Regions from separate parts of the Homo sapiens genome. Here region 2 is linked to region 1. The links are chromatin contacts, found by Hi-C in ENCODE. All regions are on one chromosome and are shown on one strand. The core of a region is the stretch at or near the end of the contact, and the rest is flanking DNA. Distances in the headings are between cores, read along the strand shown.

Region 1 (6,040 bases), core at 2,180-4,679:
GAATAATAGGAAGAGACCAAATCTTGAAGGACTTTAAAGGACAGATTTTTCTCTATACTCTTTCTGAAATTATTGTATTAGTGTGCATGATATAACAGTGTGTGTGATAGAGGGCTTTTTGAACTAGTCCTCTAGTTTTAGTTTCTCCTCAATTTTCCATCCTTGGTCTTTTTGTTTTTCTTTCTGAGAGATTTCTTCACCTTTATCTTCCGACACTTCTACTGGGTTTTTCATTTCTGGTAATAGCTTTAAAATTCCAATAGCTCTCTTTTGTTCTGCTAAGAATACCTTTCTTTGAAAATAATAACATCCTGATATTATTTCATGGTTACAATATCTCTTCCTATCTCTCTGCGGATATGTTCACTTTTTAAAAGTTTTATTCTCCTTGCAGTTAGTTTCCTCCAAGCTGCTTTTGCTGCTCTATTTGTTTTGACCTCTATACATTGTGTTAAAGGCTCTCCTCAGCTTGGTAATCCTTGCTGGTCTACTCATATATAAGAGTGGGACTTAAAAGCTGAATGGAAGTTCTGAGTGCCTTAGTGAGGCTTGCAAAGTGTGAGCTTTATTATAAAGCAGGATTTCTCAAACTCTGTAATAGTGGTATTTGGGGCCAGGTAATTTTTTGTTTGGGTAGGAAGGGAGTCTGTCCTAGAGTATTTTGCAGCATCTTCAACTTCTACTCAATAGATGCCTGTAAGATCTTCCCAATTGCAACCACCAAAACTGTCTGTAGACACTGCCAGATGTGCCAGGGGATGGGAGAAGTAGAAAATTGGCACCAGTTGAGAACCACTGCTATAATGTCATGTGGCTAAATCATTTATTTAGAGATTTCTGATGTCAGATGATTGTCTTTTCTTTGATACTGGTCATTTCACCCATAAAAAATTCTCCTATATCTTCCTGGAGGGCGAAGGCCTGGCTGCCAATGTTCTGGGAGCAGTAGGGGAAGGTGTGTATAGGCATGCATTTCCACTCAGTCTTCCACCATTCAGTAGGGCACTACCCACTCTCAATAATGTCTGGTGCCCCCAAGTCCAGAGACACTACTATTTTTTTTTTTTTTACACTGACGGGGGGTGGGGGGGAGTCCCCACTGTGTTGCCCAGGCTGGCTGAACTCCTAGGCTCAAGCAATCCTCCCACATCAGCTTTCCGAGTAGATGGGACTATAGGCTGGTGCCACTGTGCCTGGCAAATACTATTTTAATCACTGTAGAGAAGAATCCTCCATTATTTTTCTAGAGTGGGGAAGAAGCATTCACTTGGCTGCACGAGGTCAGAAGAGGATTTGGGGAGCTCTAACTGCTTCTTAAATAGACTTTCAACCAGTTCCTCTCATTTTAACTTCCCTTTACCCCAACTTATGAAGATACGTGATATCTCCAATTCCTGAGCTTCTGGCAGATTCCATAAATTAATCATTGGTTTTCCTTTCTGCTAGACTGGGAGGGCTGTTTGTTTTTTTAAGGTAAGCTGAGTACTTAGCCATTAGACAATGTGCTAAATCAGGGGTGTCCAATCTTTTGGCTTCCCTGGGCCACGCTGGAAGAAGAAGAATGGTTGTTTGTTTTTTTAAGGTAAGCTAAGTACTTAAGCGTTAGGCTATGTGCTAAATCAGGGGTGTCCAATCTTTTGGCTTCCTTGGGCCACACTGGAAGAAGAAGAATTGTCTTGGGCCACACATAAAATACACTAACAATAGCTGATGAGCTTTAAAAAAAATCGCAAAAAACCTCACAATGTTTCAATAAAGTTTACGAATTTGTGTTGGGCTGCATTCAAAGCCATCCTAAGCCATGAGCCACATGTGGCCTGTGGGCCGCAGCTGGACAAACTGCTGGTAAATCAAAGCTCCTTAACATGCTAAGGAAGGTCTTTCAAGATCTGGTTTCCACCTATCTGTCATTCATTCATTATTTATTTCCCCCTGTTATATGCCAGGCACTTGTGATGGGCATGGAACAAGAGGGACATGGTTCTTGCACTTATGGAATATATACTATTGTAAGGAAAAATTAGATTGATAAATTATCTGTGACAAACAGTGAAAGAAGGCAGGGCAGTGGGTATGAGAGCATACTCAGTTTGTAGGAGTCAGACACGGGTCCACCATTCACCAACTTGCCCAAGCCAGAAAGCAGGAGGTTGTCCTTGAATCCTTACTTCCCACGTCCAAATACTACGAGTCTCATATATGCTATTTCTTAAGTATCTCTCAAATTTATTCTCCTAATTCCACTGCCAGATGTAATCCAAGTCATTATCATCTCCTACCTGTGCAACTACAACAGACTCCTAAAAGCTCTATCTTCCTCAGGCATTCTGGCTCCTTCCAATCCATTCTCCTTATGGCAGCCAGAGGGATCTTCTAAAAACAAAATTCTAGTCATACTAGTCCTCTGCCTAAAACCCCTTAAAGGTTTCCCATTACCCTCAAGAAATAGTCTGAAATCCTTACCATAATTTACAAGGCAATATAATATAATGGTAATTTTTACAAATTGGGACTCTGGAGTGGAGAAACATGAGTCCAAAACCAGACTCCAGAACCTACCTGCAAGGTGACTTTGGGCAAGCTGCTTAACAACTCCAAACCTCAATTCTCTCATCTCACCTGCAAAATACAGTTACAGAATCTTCTCTATTTATTTATTCTGAGGATTAAATTATATTACAAGTACAACAGAGGGGGCCCACTCTTCCCCTCTTTTTCAGTGCTCCCCTTAGAGCTGTGGTTAGGAGTATTTACTCTGTAAACAGCCTGACCCTTTGGTACCTGTTTCCTCTTTTATAAATTGGAGATAGCAGCAACCCACCTCATAAGATAGCTGATTAAATTATGTAAAATGTCTAGAAGAGTGCCTGGCACATAGTAAACGCAACGTGTTTGCTACAATTCCATTCGCTTTCATTTCTTCCAACGTGCATCCTCTTTACTGCTTCTGCTCCGTCTACTCATCCTTCAGCACTGGGTTCAAATACCACCTCCTCGTGGGTGTTGGGGGGGTTCTCAACCCCAGCCCTGCTGCCCGACCTCCCAGGCCCGCTAGTTGATGAGGCAGCAACTTCAACCCTACCACATACAAATTCTAGCTGTCTACCGCGTATCCCTACAGTAACAACTTCAGCCTCTGCACACCTTTCCCAAAGAACCTCCCTACGGCAGTTTTTAAAGGACTCTCAGGCGGCACACCCTCGCGAGCGTCCCAGCATTTTACCTTAACAGTGACACCCCACAGCATGTGAAGCCCACCGGAAGTGAGCTGGCTGGGGGCGTTCCCTCACAACCACCCACCTCCTACGCCCTTGGCGCCTTCCGGCCTCTTAGGCTAGGTCAGAAAGGAGGCGGAACTCGGTGATCTGACTGGCGGTTTCCCGGCCGGACTGAGAAGGGGAGCGCGCTGCGCGTCGCAGGAGTAACCTACTTGGTCTCCTGCTTTCGCGACATGGCCTTCAATTTTGGGGCTCCCTCGGGCACCTCCGGTACCGCTGCAGCCACCGCGGCCCCCGCGGGTGAGTGATCCCCCTAGACCTTCACCCGGGAAGAAGGGGAAGGGTCTGGTCCGCCCCCTCTGTCCGAGACTCTCCGACCTGGGGATCCTGGAATCTCCCGCCGACGCGGAGACTTTAGAGGCATTGGAAAAGGGCGGGCGGCGGCAGAGTGGGCCGAGGCGGCACCCGAGGAGGCCACGGGGGTACTCGGGGTCCCACTAGAAGCTCGCTTGCCGCGCGTGAGTTTCCACAGGGCCCTGGCTTGAGCGGTTCGCTTCCCGCTGCCGGGGAGTCCTACTCAGAGAAATTGGAGGTTGCTTCCCTCTCCCCTTGCCCGAGAACCTCCCTCCCCTCTGCACCTCAGCCTCCTGGATGGGCGGGAACGCTTGCGTGGTTCCCGCTGCCGGACTCGGCGAGGATAGGGCTGGGGATCCACCGGCACTGCCCATTGACTCCCTTAGTTCCACCCCCGGCCCCCTGTGGTCCTCGCTGTGGGGTTTATCCGTCATGCTTCTTCCATCTGCCCCACCCCACCCCCACTCTGCTTTCTTAAACTGTTTGGAGCAAAACCAGGTTTGTTCACTTCTGTGAAACCTCCTGCTGATTCTTCTAATCCTTATCTTGCTTTCTTTTCTTTTTCCCTCTCCCCCTTTTTAAAATTTTGTTTCTTTGCCTACACGCCTATCAGGATTTGGTGGGCTTGAGACTGCCAACTCCACCGCCAGTGGGTTTAATTTTGGGGGTTTCGGATTAACTGCTAATCCTGCAGTGAACTTTAATATTGGGAATTTCGGTGTTTCTACTACCTCGGCGACTCCGTTCAATTTTGGTAACAGTCTGGCAAGTGCAGGTAGATACTGCGGGTTGTATGTGTAACCAGTGTTGGGAGCTGGAGTCCAAGAATATTGTGGTTCCTGGAGTTTGGGAAAGAACAGTTACTTGTCTAATAGGGAAAGGAAATTTATTTCCTTATCTCGAATCAAAAACATCTGTATCAAGTTTTTACTGCCTTAAAAGATGTGGTTTAGGAAAGTTTTGCAAGTTACAGTGTTCCTTTATTAAATGTGCACTTATCTTCCAAATGATAAGCATTTGGATTATAATTTTGAATAGATCTTTAAAATTATTAGGTAGGACTTCCAAAGTATAAACTCACCACCAGTCAAGCCCATCCTGGGATTCTTGGACTCCTGCAGTCATTTTTCATTTTTTCTGCATCTTTCATTGAGATTTCATTTTATTGTCCTTGTGTTTCCAAAGAGAAACAAGTCTTATACGAACAGCAGTAACCTGTTTTGTTTTTTAACTTGTGTTATAATGATAATAATGTATTTCTTTGGTCAACTCAGCAGATTAGGATACTATAAGATGTGTAATTTCTATAAGATTTGTAATTATAGAAAGAATCCCCAGTTCTTTGCTGGAATTTTGGGAAATGCTCAAAGAGAGCAGTTTAGTTTTATGTGATATAGCATCGAATTCTAAAAGGTAAGCTAGACGTCTTTGCATTCAAAAAGATAATTATGAAGATTTTCATATGCACGTGGGTTGTTTGCAGCTCATTAGAAATTTTGCAAAACAATAATGATATATACATTTAAAATAGGTTTATGGGTACTTTACATAGTGACACTGTAGAAAAAAACTTGTTCTTCAGCTGCTCGTATATGAATTTATCGTCCATAGTCTCTTACGTTATGCCTCTTGTGCCCATGCCAATTATATGCATTTGATAAACATTATTTACTCCCTAAAAGTTAATTGGGAAGTTTGTTATTTTGTTCATTCACTGGTTACTGCAATGTGATTATCACCCTAGCATCTGAGTTGAAAACAGTTCGAAGAATATTTGAAAACTTCAAAGACAAGATGATGCATTTTAATTAAGATGTATTCGAAGTAATCACATATCACTGTCCTTTGATGTGTTTACTTTTCCTTGTTTGCTTAAAATTGGCACTGGGTAAAACAGAAATCTTACTTTGAAATTTGTGTTTCTGAATAAAGCCACCCAGCTCATAATTCAACAACAATAAATAAACTTGTTGGTATTTGCTTGATTTCATGTTCATTTGGAGTTATCACTGTTAAGTTTTGAGTTATGATAATGTAATATGTTTTAACTACTTTTATATGTGTTAACCTTCAGCAAAGGGCTGATAGACTTTCTTGTTTACTTTTTATTTTGTATACTTGCAGATCTGCTATTACTAAAACATTTTTGATGTTGTGGAGCATGATGAGAAACTGACTAGTGTTTCTATTGCGTAGCCAATTCAGATTATATCATAGTTATTCTATGGAAGTGAAGAATAATGAAAAGAAATTACAACAGTGCTTAGTACTGTGGGTGACTTTTATGAAAATGTTTATAGTTTGCAGTACTGCAGTAGAACCTACAAGTAAATAGAATATTTAGTTGTGCCTGCATGCAACATGCAGCTTACTCTTGAGTAGTTTTCCAAATCAGAATGAGGTGATTAATATAAAATGGTTGCATGTTTTTCTTCTTGTATTTTCTATATTGCAATATTGATGAATCT
Region 2 (6,331 bases), core at 407-2,906, 6.9 Mb before region 1:
TTTAACAAAATAAAAAGTAAAGGAAGCATGGGGAAAAATATAAGCTGATTTTACTTTCATCCATATAAAAATTACAAGCAGAAAGGATTGAGCCATGAAGACATATTTAACTTATTTCCAACCCATACAATAAGTGAATATATATTTACTGACAGCTTAATAGTAACAACAACAATCTTACCGCACTTTCTATATGTCAGGTACTGTTCTACGTGATATAAGTGTGGTAAGTATATATGCACACACATACTCATCTTGTCCTCAGATAATGTCAGACAAGAATAAGTCCTATTATTATCTTCATTTTCCTGAGTGGGAAAATGCAGCACAAAGTAGTTAAGCCCAAAATATACGGCTGAATTTCCCACTGATAAAAGTAGATTACGTTTGCCACCAGAGAAAAGGCAGCCTAGCCTACTTAAAACAGTCAGAATTTCAATGACCAGGTTAGAACAGGTGTATCCCATTAATATACATCAAAGTGATTTCAGCTGTCAGGATGTAAACATTAAGATCAACTTGAGAGGCATACTTTATTTACTTATTTATTTACGGAGACGGGTGGCGGCGGGGGGGGGGGTCTCACTATGTTGCCCAGGCTGGTCTAGAACTCCTGCCCTCAAGTGATCCTCCCTCTCAGATCTCTCAGGCCTCAAGTGATCTCAGCCTCTCAAAGTGCTGGGATTACAGGCGTGAGCCACTGCACCCGGCCTAGAGAGGCATACTTTAAACAGAAAGCATGTTCATTACAAAAGAGAAATGCTGTGACATCTACAAAGAGAAAATGAACAATATACGTCTACCTACCTATGCTTAATACTGTTGACAACTGCTTGCAGAACAGGCACGTCACACATTTTAACTTGGAGTGAACCTAAGCATTCTATATAAATTTCGACAAAATTCAGATTCCTGCAAACATCACTACTGTAGACATCCTGACCCACGATATGAGCACATTCCGCCTATGTGCCATCAGAGTTGGTGGCAGAGAAAATACCCGAAACACAAGGACCCACAGAAGACAGTCTGAATGGTCTGGACGACATGACAGCGGCCATACCGCCTCAACCTCAGCCAGCCCCAAGAAGCCATCTCCCCGAAAAACGCAGCATCAAGGCCCCAGAATATACATTTCTCTGAATCAAAAAAAAAGAGGAGGAAGGTCCAAAGAGAGGCCAGATTCGGTGTGAGGCCGGCCAGCGATGGGAAGAGGTACCAGGGAAGGCTACTAAGGCCAGGGTAGCAGTCGTCTCTCAGACCGCTGTTCCAAAATCCTAAGGGACCAGAAAGATTCTATCAAGAACTGAACAAGCTGACAATCATTTCAAGTCTATAGCCTCGAAGGCCCCTGCACAAGGTCCCCTCCAGCTTTCTGCTTCTCCCAACATTTGCCTCCCCAGCCGACCTCAGGCCCGCCCCCTTGGACGTCAGGCCGGCTCCTAGCTTCACGCCCAAGAGCCGTGGCCAACCTAAGGAGATTAAGGCTGTGGCTTTCTTTCCCCACCTCTGTACTCCCGCGTTCCTGGGAAATACTCACTTGCCAGCCAGATCTTTATGAGAGCCGCTCGAATTCATGAGCTGGGCCAAATCCTGTCGCACGGCTGCCGCCATCTTTCTCCCAGCTCAGCGGTGGATGCGGGGGCCTCTGGCAGCCAAAAAGAAAACGAGTGTGGTCCTCCAGAGTGCAGCCAGAGGGAACCTGAGATGCTACAGAGTAGCGTCTGTGTGGGCCAGAGCGTCGGGTGTGGGAGCCTGGGCTAGCTCCGCCCCCAGGGTTGAGTGATGCGGAGCTCCACTCCTCAGGTCTGAGGCCTGCCCAGGTCTCTCCTACAGGCTCTGGCTCTCACGCTTGGACTTTGGATTGGCTGATGAACTCCAGTAGTGAGTCTCTGGTGTAACTCCAATGAGTAGCCGGTACATAAAACGACTGCGTTTTCGCAAAGTTCCGTTTCTCACGTCTGTGGTTTACCGTCCTTCGATCTTTCAGGCAGCGCTTAAACTGCCTGTGGTAAAGAATGAGTTTTGTTTCCGATTCACCACAGAAGATACTTTTTAGAAATACAATTAAAATGTCCCTATTCCTCCTCCCACTCCGTGCACTTTATAATGGTTGGTCAGACATTCCAGTTTGTCCAGTACAAAGCGATTTTCCCTCTGTCGTCCTGGAGTAATGATTAATATCCCCCCTTTCGGCCGGGCGCGGTGGCTCACGCCTGTAATCCCAGCACTTTGGGCAGCCGAGGCGGGCGGATCACGAGGTCAAGAGATCGAGGCCATCCTGGCTAACACGGTGAAACCCCGTTCTCTACTAAAAATACAAAAAAATTAGCCGGGCGTAGGTGGTGCACCCCTGTAGTCCCAGCAACTCGGGAGGCTGAGGCAGGAGAATGGCGTGAACCCGGGAGGCGGAGTTTGCAGTGAGCCGAGATCGCGCCACTGCACTCCAGCCTGGGAGACACAGCGAGACTCGGTCTCAAAAAATAATAATAATAATAATAACATCCTCCCTTTCATTCTAGAAACCGTTCCATTTCAATGGAAGATTATATGGTCGCCTGCGTTTGTATAACATTCAATACTCATGTATTCTTATAGAATTTCTGCAAATACAAGCAAATATTAATAAAATAAAATTTTACCTCTCACAAGCAACACCACATAATTGTTCTGCCTTGGTTTTTTTTTTTTGCACTTTTCCTGGTACTGTGGTTTGAAATAATTGTCTTCTCCAAAACTCATGTTGAGGGCTGGCGCCGTGGCTCACGTCTGTAATCCCAGCACTTTGGGAGGCCGAGGTGGACGGATCACCTGAGGTCGGGAGTTCGAGACCAGCCTGACCAACATGGAGAAACCCCGTCTCAACTAAAAATACAAAAATTAGCTGGGTGTGGTGGCACGTGCCTGTAATCTCAGCTACTCGGGAGGCTGAGGCACGAGAATCACTTGAAGCTGGAAGGCGAAGGTTACGGTGAGCCAAGATTGCACCACTGCACTCCAGCCTGGGCAACAAGAGGGAAATTCCGTCTCAAAAAAAAAAAAAAAAACAAACAACTCATGTTGAAACTTCATCTTTAATGTGGCAGTATTTAGAGGTGGGCCTTAAATAGGTGATTGGATCATGAGGGCAAAACCCTTGATCTATTCATGGATTAATGGGTTGTCATGGGAGAGAACATGTGGCTTTATTAGAAGAGGAAGAGACCTGAGCTAGCATGTTAGGAAGGTCACTCCCTTGCCATGTGATACCCTGTGCTGCTTCTGAACTCTAGCAAGTCCCCACCAGCAAGAAGGGTCTCATTAGATGTGGCCCCTTGACCTTAGACTTCTTGGCCTTCATAACTCTAAGATATAAATTCCTTTTCTTTATAAATTACCCAGTTTCAGGTATTCTGGTATAAGCAACAGAAAACAGACTAAGACAGCTGGACATCTTACCAGCTGTCCAGTCTTTCAAAATCACTCTTTTTGGAGCTAGAGGATATTACACAGTGAGAGTATGCCTTAGTTTATTTAATCCTTATAGGACATGTTATTTTTAATCAATGCGATGAATAACCTTTGCATACATTATATATGTACAGGTAGAACACATTACCAGAAATGAGGCAAAGGATAGACATACAATTTTGGTAGATATTGCCAAATTGCATTTTATAGGAATGGTATCATTTTGCCTTCCTACCAGAAATATATAGGGGTGCAGCTTCCTACAGCCTTGACTACAAAGGATGTCAAACTTTTGGATTTTTGCCATCTTGATGTGTGATAAATGGCATATTCCCTCTATTGGGAAAGAGAAAGAGAAGAATACCTGAAGAAGGAATCCCTTTTAAGAATGTGTATTAGTCTGTTCTCAGCCAGGCGTGGTGGCTCATGCCTGTAATACCACCACTTTAGGAGGCCAAGGCAGGTGGATCACCTGAGGTCAGGAGTTCGAGACCAGCCTGCTCAACATGGTGAAACTCTTTCTCTACTAAAAACACAAAAAATTAACCAGGCGTGGTGGCGGGTGCCTGTAGTCCCAGCTACTTAGGAGGCTGAGGCAGGAAAATCGATTGAACACAGGAGGCGGAGGCTGCAGTGAGCTGAGATCGTGCCACTGCACTCCAGCCTGGGTGGCAGAGTGAAATCTCAAAAATAAAATAAATAAAAAAAGAATGTATATTAGTCTGTTCTCACACTGCTATAAAGAACTACCTGAAACTGGGCAATTTGTAAAGAAAAGAGATTTAGGCCGGGCATGGTGGCTCACGCCTGTAATCCCAGCACTCTGGGAGGCCGAGGCGGGTGGATCACGAGGTCAGGAGATCGAGACCGTCCTGGCTAACACGATGAAACCCCGTCTCTACTAAAAATACAAAAAAATTAGCCAGGCGTGGTGGCGGGCGCCTGTAGTCCCAGCTACTCGGGAGGCTGAGGCAGGAGAATGGCGTGAACCCGGGAGGCGGAGCTTGCAGTGAGCCGACATCGTGCCACCGCACTCCAGCCTGGGCGACAGAGCGAGACTCCGTCTCAAAAAAAAAAAGAAAAGAGATTTAAATGACTCATAGTTCCACAGCCTTACAGGAGGCATGACTGGGGAAGCCTGAGAAAACTTACAATCATGGTGGAAGGGCAAAGGGGAAGAAAGTATGTCATCACATGAAGGCAGGAGAGAGAGAGAACACAAAGCGGGAGGTGCTACAGACTTTCAAACAACCACATCTCATGAGATCTCATTCACTATCACCAGAACACAAGAGGGAAATCTGCCGCCATGATCCAATCACCTCCTACCAGGTCCCTTCCCCAACACTGGGGATTACAATTCAACATGAGATTTGAGTTGGGGTACAGAGCCAAACCATATCAGAAAGTTAGGAGATTGCCCACATCAATTCGGATCATGTTCCATTGGCAAGAACTTAATCATATGACCACCAATGAGACTAGAAATTTAATTTCCAGTTGGGCAGCCTTGTGCCCAGAAATAGGAAAGAATGAGTTTAGAGGGACAATCAGCAGTCTCTACTACAATATGTCCCTCTGACCACCTGAATATCCACATGTCCTTTGATGGTAATTTTAGGTATCAACTTGATTGGATTAAGGAATACCAAGAAAACTAACTGTTACAGCATTATATTAGTGTGTGTCTGTGAGGGTGTTTCCAGAGGAGATTGGCATGTGAGTCTGAGTGGACTAAGTGAAGAAGATCTGCCCTTAGTGTGGGCAGGCACCATCCAGTTAGCTGGGCCCAGACAAAACAAAAACAGAGAAAAGGTGAATTGGTCTCTCTCTCCTGAAGCTGAGAAACACACTTCTTCTCCTGGCCTTGGACATCAGGCTCTCCGACCTTTGGACTCCAGGACTCACACCAGCAGCGCCCTGGGTTCTCAAGCTTTCGGACTTGGATTAAGCCATGCTGCCAGAATCCCAGGGTCTCTGACTTGCAGACTGCTTGATGTGGGACTTCTCAGCCCCCACAATCACATATCACAAGATCCAATTCCCCTAATAATTCCCCTCTCATATCATTATTTATATATATATATATATCTCCTATTGGTTCTGTCTCTCTGGAGAACCCTGAATAATATAGCTTCTTCTCACAGTAGAGCCTCCTTCCTCCCTCCCTAGGGAAGAAAGCTCAATTTCCCATTCATTTTCTACATCAGCTAAAAATTCAGGATATCTGGTGATGCAGAAACCTATCACATTGGGATGTGGTGTTTCATGTTCCAGAGATGTATACACTGTAAAACAACTGATGTGTCCTATGCCCATACATCCAATAAAAACCAACAGTGGAGCAGAAACAGGCCAATCACAGTTAAAACTCAGACAAAGGAAGAATGGGAAACACAGCAGTTACTGGCCCGTAACAATGGCAGAATCCTGGGAAGGAAGTATGGATACTCACTGCCCTGATAATGGAATAAGTTCCTTGGTCAGTCCTTGGTTCTGCTGAGAGGATTTCTATTGTTTGTTGTATTGTGTGGGTGCAAGCTTTACCTTCTGAATACAAGTTAACTGGATGTTGAGTATATTTCCTTTTTGAGAATGCCTTAGTGCTTGAACACTTGAGGGCTTTTGTAGGCCAGGCTTTTTGGGTGTTTGCTTTTTTTTTTTTTAAATAATTCCATTGAATATTCAATAAGTTCTACGTGCTTCCAGACAGTTTCAGATGCCAGTAAACACACCCAAAGTTATTTCTCGAAGCAGTTATCAAACTTGCCTTAAATCCTAGCTTCTTTGCTCAACCTATTTTTAATGCCCTCTTTGTAATGGTGGCAGCTGTGAAATAATCTGAAACAGTAGGCTTAAATGAGAAGAGAACTCTATCCAT

What was found. Hi-C counts contacts between places; a loop is a spot of excess contacts on that map. Pooled maps may share reads with other maps.
Region 2: a map of B cell shows a loop between it and region 1 (7-fold over the local background). The contact joins the promoter of COPS4 here to the promoter of NUP54 in region 1. A Hi-C loop is called at or near these places in 2 of 168 maps with a recorded cell type or tissue (B cell and naive thymus-derived CD4-positive, alpha-beta T cell) and 6 of 50 pooled maps.

The regions. Positions count from the first base shown.
Region 1 is chr4:76,145,786-76,151,825 of GRCh38, reverse strand. It overlaps NUP54 (nucleoporin 54), which reads left to right and starts at 3,429. Exons shown (of 12, transcript NM_017426.4): 1 at 3,429-3,518. The coding sequence starts at 3,452. It overlaps LOC124900718 (a long non-coding RNA gene), which reads right to left and starts at 3,277. Exons shown (of 2, transcript XR_007058144.1): 1 at 3,224-3,277; 2 at 1-2,619. RefSeq lists an enhancer at 3,320-3,479.
Region 2 is chr4:83,030,508-83,036,838 of GRCh38, reverse strand. It overlaps COPS4 (COP9 signalosome subunit 4), which reads right to left and starts at 1,656. Exons shown (of 10, transcript NM_016129.3): 1 at 1,541-1,656. The coding sequence starts at 1,614. RefSeq lists enhancers at 1,167-1,226, 768-1,273, 1,287-1,346, 1,387-1,436, 1,537-1,886 and 2 more.